2 separate regions of the Homo sapiens genome follow, and region 2 is linked to region 1. Evidence: chromatin loops called from intact Hi-C (ENCODE). Cell type or tissue: heart left ventricle. All regions are shown on one strand. Each heading gives the region's core, and the rest is flanking DNA. Links, peaks and the distances in the headings are about the cores only.

What was found. Peaks named below come from ENCODE experiments on the same cell type or tissue, not always from the same donor. Only the 100,000 strongest peaks of a DNase experiment are listed, where the experiment ranks them.
Region 2: a loop joins it to region 1, with 6 times the contacts of the local background. A loop is called at or near these places in 4 of 110 quality-filtered maps.

What each region holds. Positions count from the first base shown.
Region 1 is chr2:173,130,878-173,133,800 of GRCh38, reverse strand. The region is part of intron 2 of MAP3K20 (mitogen-activated protein kinase kinase kinase 20); the gene reads right to left. Among named protein-coding and RNA genes, the nearest start is that of MAP3K20, 56 kb to the right of the region's middle. In heart left ventricle, for the core only: no CTCF peak of the experiment used is centred there; no DNase peak of the experiment used is centred there.
Region 2 is chr2:173,081,258-173,084,180 of GRCh38, reverse strand. The region is part of intron 1 of MAP3K20 (mitogen-activated protein kinase kinase kinase 20); the gene reads right to left. Among named protein-coding and RNA genes, the nearest start is that of MAP3K20, 6.9 kb to the right of the region's middle. In heart left ventricle, for the core only: no CTCF peak of the experiment used is centred there; no DNase peak of the experiment used is centred there; H3K27ac peaks cover 850 bases.

The DNA of each region.
Region 1 (2,923 bases), core at 145-2,644:
ATGTTAGCCAGGATGGTCTCAATCTCCTGACCTCGTGATCCGCCCGCATGAATGTTTAAAAGAAAAAAATTTAAAATGCACACACACACAGGAGCCTCGGATCTACCCTGGAACTACTGAATCAGAGTCCTTGTTGTGGGCTATGTGTGTTTTAACAAGCCCACCACGTCATTTTGAAGCACAGCCAAAATTAGAAAGGTTGGTCTTGTGAGTTCCTGTTCAACTTAAACATACTATAATGTTATACAGCATACCTTCATATTCTCTGAAGGTATGCTCTTTAACTCTCTGAAGGTATGCTCTCAACTATCTCTTAATTTATGGTTGTATTTAAAATTCTAATGTATGACAGATGCCACAGTCCCTGAATGACTCTCACTCTCTAAATCAAACTCTGGCATCTACTCTCATTTCACTGGGTCCTTTCAGTTACAGTTATTGTGAGAAAGCTTCTTCCAAGAACTTAGTGTTAATTTGGAAACTGTAGTTTCCAAACTGTGCATCGTCTCTACGTGTTACCCAATCTGCTTTCAGATCTTATACACTTTTTATCACCATGGATAAAAACACTGATACAAGCTTCTTTAGGTAAAGGACTCAGATGTTTACATTGCTTTGCTACTAAACTATCTTCTAAAATTTTGGAATTAAATAAAAATACACATTCTTCACCATACTTCCCATTTTAAAATATGTAAAATTTAGGAAACTATTTAGAAAGATGACTCCCTAAATTTTATATATCTCTATCACCAACTTAAGTAGAGAAACATTGAAGGACTGTGTAGGAGTGAGCCACATTTTTAAATCAATAAATACTTTTGAGTACCTACTGTATGTAAAGTACTGTTGAGGGCATGGAAGTGGAAAAGAGAAACGCTCAGGATACATTTCTAACATTTATTTAATACTATGTGCTAGGCACTGTGCTAAACACTTCTTGTGTGTTCTCTTTTAATTCCCTTAACAAGCTACCAAGGTTAACTTCATTTTGCAGATGAAGAAAGAGATTTAGTGGTTGTGTAATGGGCCCTGGGTCACAAAGCTAACAAGTGGTACAGCTGAGATGGATTCAAATTCAACAACCACTTCTGAGCCTGCACTCCTAGTCACTACACTATACTGAACCCATCCCTTTAACACCACACTACATATCTGACAGGGGAGGGGAAAAGCTTACAAAAAGCAACTGAAGACAAATGCTTGGCAGAGGTGGAAAACAGAGAAAAACTTTAACTCTCCTGGGTGGAGGCAAGGAGGGGCTAGGGCTTTGAAGGAAGGGTGTTTTAATGACAAGAAGCGCCTGAGGGGCAGGGAAGGGGTAGAAATGCATTTCAGCTGGAGTCCGAAAAAGCACACTGCTCATTCGGAGAGGATTCTTCCCTCTCTTAAAGCTGATACACAGCCTACATGGGGTGCAAGGGGTGGGGAGTCAGCCGGAGGAGAAGACGAAAGCTTTGTTGAGGGTGACTTTTGTAAAGGGACTAAATGCCATATTAAGGATTAGAAGTTTTCTATAGGTAATGGAGAACCAACAAAAGTTTCTCCATTTTTGTGCAGAAATGACATGATCTGATCTGTTTTTTCTTCTTTTTAAATTTGAGGTCCATATGACAGATGAATCAGAAAGGGGGAATAACCAGAGGCTGAAAGGAGTGATAAGTATGACTTGAATTAAGGGAAGGAGAGATGGGGACAAGAAAGCATCAATTCAAAAATATCTATGATCAACAAAACCTACATGACTGAGAATACAGCTAAACACTCATTTCCTCAGGGAGTTCCCTGACTTTCCATTCCAGGGACCTTGTTTTTGATAAGAGATGAGAATTTATCTGGGGAGAGTTAGGGATGAAATTAGGAATGTCTCTAGAAAATCAAAGAATCAGACACTCAGTCCTGGTTGCAAACCATGAAATCACACCAAACCAGTTAGCTGCCAACCTTGCCTCTGCTTCTATCACATCACATTTATTCTTAAAACTTGCTCCTTTCTGAAATCTTTGCTTTGTCATCAACCCCAAGGCAACCTGAGGTTCACAACACTGAGTGCACCTGAGCAGACCCTTAGAGAACTTGCCTCCTACCATTCCACTGCCATCTTTCTATATTTCTACACATGATTTTCTGAATTTTATTCAGCTTTGATTAAAATACTTTCTTCTGCAAATATCTAATATACCACATAATTTCCTAGCTGAAATAAAGAACCCTGCCTAGCCCTTTGGCTTACAGACAATATAAAATAACTGTTATTAATTGGTACTCATTTTCAAACATGTTTTCATTTGACAATTTCAAAAACAACTACTTGTATATATGACTGGTTTCATGGTTCCTATCTCTGGGCAGTTTATTTTTCACTCCACCTCAAAATGAAATCGTTGAATTCCTAAGCAACTCTTTCCCTATCTCCATCACACTGGGTATCCATGGCAACATGTCCTGAAGAACTGGTACACTGTGGCATTTCATTGTTTAATGGAGCACCTAATGTCAATTACTGTACATGTAACTTTATATGTGTGTATATTACTTAAGCTCCTTTGTATTCTATAAGGCATATATGACAGTCTCTAATTCCCTGGAGACAATGCACTATCCCCTCTAGTGGGTAAAAGCCACAGCAGAAAAACAAAATGAGAGTATGCACAGGATGATTTAAGATCCTTGGGCTGCCTCTGTTGCTGCGATTTTTCACCAAGTTAGCAGACACAGCCAAGGGTTTTTATCGAGGCAGACAAAAACTGTGCAAATGCCATTACTCCATGAGGTAATTACAATCCCTAATAAATAGCATGCACATTGTTTTCAAAGGGGCTGATAGACAAGTCACAATCTGTTCTTAGAAGCATCTTATTTGTTTTAGTCATAGCCACATGTTTCAGTAGAATTTTGATAGATCCTAAAACCTTGTCACATT
Region 2 (2,923 bases), core at 165-2,664, 50 kb after region 1:
TCCCAGCATTTTGGGAAGCAGAGGTTGGAGGATCACTTGAGCTCAGCTGGGGCAACATAGGGAGATCTCATTTCTAAAAGTAAAAATAAAAACCTACTTTATGAAAGGATTAACTTTACTAGAAAAAAGGTCTTTGAACTTTCTCTGGATGTTTCTATCTTGTGGTTTTATATGGGCCTATATTTCTGAATTTAGAGCCTTCCTCTTTTCCTGTCCCTAATTCATACTTTCCTTTCCCCCTTCTTCAAAAAGTAAGGTTGCCAGTTTACTTTTTATACAATATAGGAAGAAAAACTTACACGTTTTATCATGACCTGGATGTGACAAAAAAGATACTTTTTGAAAAGAGCTTTCAATATTCAGCAAATTATTTTGCCAAACTTGCTGCCTTGATATTTATGCTAGTATTATTTCAGCCTCTTTAACATAGATCAGTGAATAAATTAATAATATGTGCTTTGTCATCATGTGTATAAAAAGAACACCACTTGGAATCACTGTTCTGCAATTTTTTTCCCCTGAGTCTTATCTTCAAAAAAATGAGGAAAGCTCTGGTTCAGTGTATTTGTCCGTAACACCAAGGTCAAAGATTCAAAGATTCTATTCCTCAACAGGACTGCTGTTCTACTATTTTTTTTTAATCACTAAAAAAGATAAAAGCTGGCTGGGTACAGTGGCTCACACCTGTAATCCCAGCACTCTGCAAGGCTGAGGCAGGAGGATCGCTTGAGCCCAGGAGGTCGAGGCTGCAGTGAGCTATGATTACGCCACTGCACTCCAGCCTGGGTGACAGTGAGACTCTGTCTCAAAAAAAAAAAATAAAAAATAAAAAAATAAAAGTTGCAAGACTAGGTATAGGAACAGAACCAACTTGTACTGTATCTACCAGATATTTCCTTTCTTCCTCCAAGGCTGCTCCTAGAAAAATAGTGTATCTTATACAGAGTAGGTTGGGTTCAGTAAATAGGACTTCAGGCATAGATATCTGAGAGAACCCAACTTTAAATAAGAATCCAAAAAACAGAATAGCCATTGTTTCATATTTTCCCCCTTCCTCTATCTTTACCATATAAAAGTAATGTAACTCTCTAGTTAGAGCAATGGTAAGAATAAAAATAAGCTAAACATTCTTATTGAAATATTAAAGTAATTTAGTAGTGAGGCATTCTTATTGAAATAATTAAAGTAATTTAATAAAAGTCAACTTCCACAACACACTTCCTTACCAAAAGTATTGTTACCAGAAGTAAAAGATGGGAGGCACAGGAATGTAGTTGGTGGGAGCACTTAACGCCACAGAAATGCTGCGTGGAAACATGTCTGTGCTCAAACAGAAGCCCAACAAGGAAACATGAAGTGGATACAACCTACGGCCACGGCATAGGCCGCTGCGTGGGCTTGTTGTGTTGAGTAGCTGGGAGCTTCTTGCAGCATGAGGAAGAGAATGGGGCCAGAGTTGAATAAAGTGAGGGTGCACGGAGAGGGGAGATTTCTAGGGCTTGGCCAGAAGAGGAATTCACAGGTGTCAGGACTGGGGATGAGGAGAAAGCCGTAGCCTATGAGTAAACAAGGCTCACTTCAGTTCGCTACCTCCCACCTATCCTGCCCCCACCCTAGGTCTTGCTGCTACTCAGCCCTTGTTTGTACCCCAAATCGTTTTCTGTCAAATAGAAAGTATCAGACCATCCTGGCTGCTGACAGACAGGTACAACTTTGGACTGAGTGCCTGGAATGAATACTCCCTGAGAAGGGTGAATGCAAGAGTTAAAACATGGTAACCTCAATGTAAGATGAAGGGTGAAAGGAATGGGGATGGTAAAACTAGGGAAGACTAAGACCTTATATTATGTTTTGATGATCAAGAGGCAAGGCTATCTGTGGATGAAAGTTACAGAAAGAATTTCTGGTTCTTTGGGAGGCCAAAGTGGGAGTATCGCTTGAGGTCAGGCATTTAAGACCAACTTGGGCAGCATAGTGAGATCCCATCTGTACAAAAAATGAATAAATAAAAATTAGCCAGGTGTGGTGGTTCATGCCTGTAGTCCCTGCTACTCAAGAGACTGAGGTGGGAGGATAGCTTGGGCCCAAGAGTTCAAGGTTGCCATAAGCTATGATTATGCCACTGCACAAAGTGAGACCCTGTCTCCAAAAAAAAAACAAAGGATTCCTGGTTTAGAGTTGGCCAACAAGAAAATCTGCCACCCTCTTTAGTAGTGAGTGACCCATCACCAAGAGCGTTCAATGGGATATGCGGTGTAGAGTGGGAGTGGGAGACTCTTGCATCAGCTAAGAGGGCAGAATGAAACCACTTTAAGACCCACTCCAACCCTGTTGAGTTGATGACTAATCTACTATAAAGTATAGACGGTCTCCCTCCTTTTCTGAGGGAAGCAGTCATGAACCCGACACCAAACATCATGGAGAAGCACAGTGAACCACATCAGTGATGGAAATAAAGGAAACGATTTGGCCATCTTCTTCAATTTCTCCTCCCAAACTGGGTGAGAAGCTAAGAGCCACATTCCAGGTTTCTATCCTAAAACTTTCCTCTTCCTTCCCCCCAATTCCCAAAGCAAAGAGATCTCTTTGTCTTGAAAGCCATCGTATAACCACCTAACATCAAAACTCTTTGGATGATGATCTACCCCTATTCTTTTATCAGCAAAATGGAATTGCACTACCCCATGCAGTATTGGGCTGCAGAGCTTAATGGTGCAGGACTCTTTATTAGGACCAATCCCATGTTCCTCGTGTGCTTATTCCCATACGTGGTATTACACAGTACTGTGCAGAAGGTGATATGAATAAACAGCTGTCCTACAGCATCAATTTCACTTTAACACTATGGGGAATAAGCCAGGCAAGGTAGCACATACCCTCAGCCCCAGCTACAGGGAAAGTTCAGGTGGGAGGATTGCTAGAG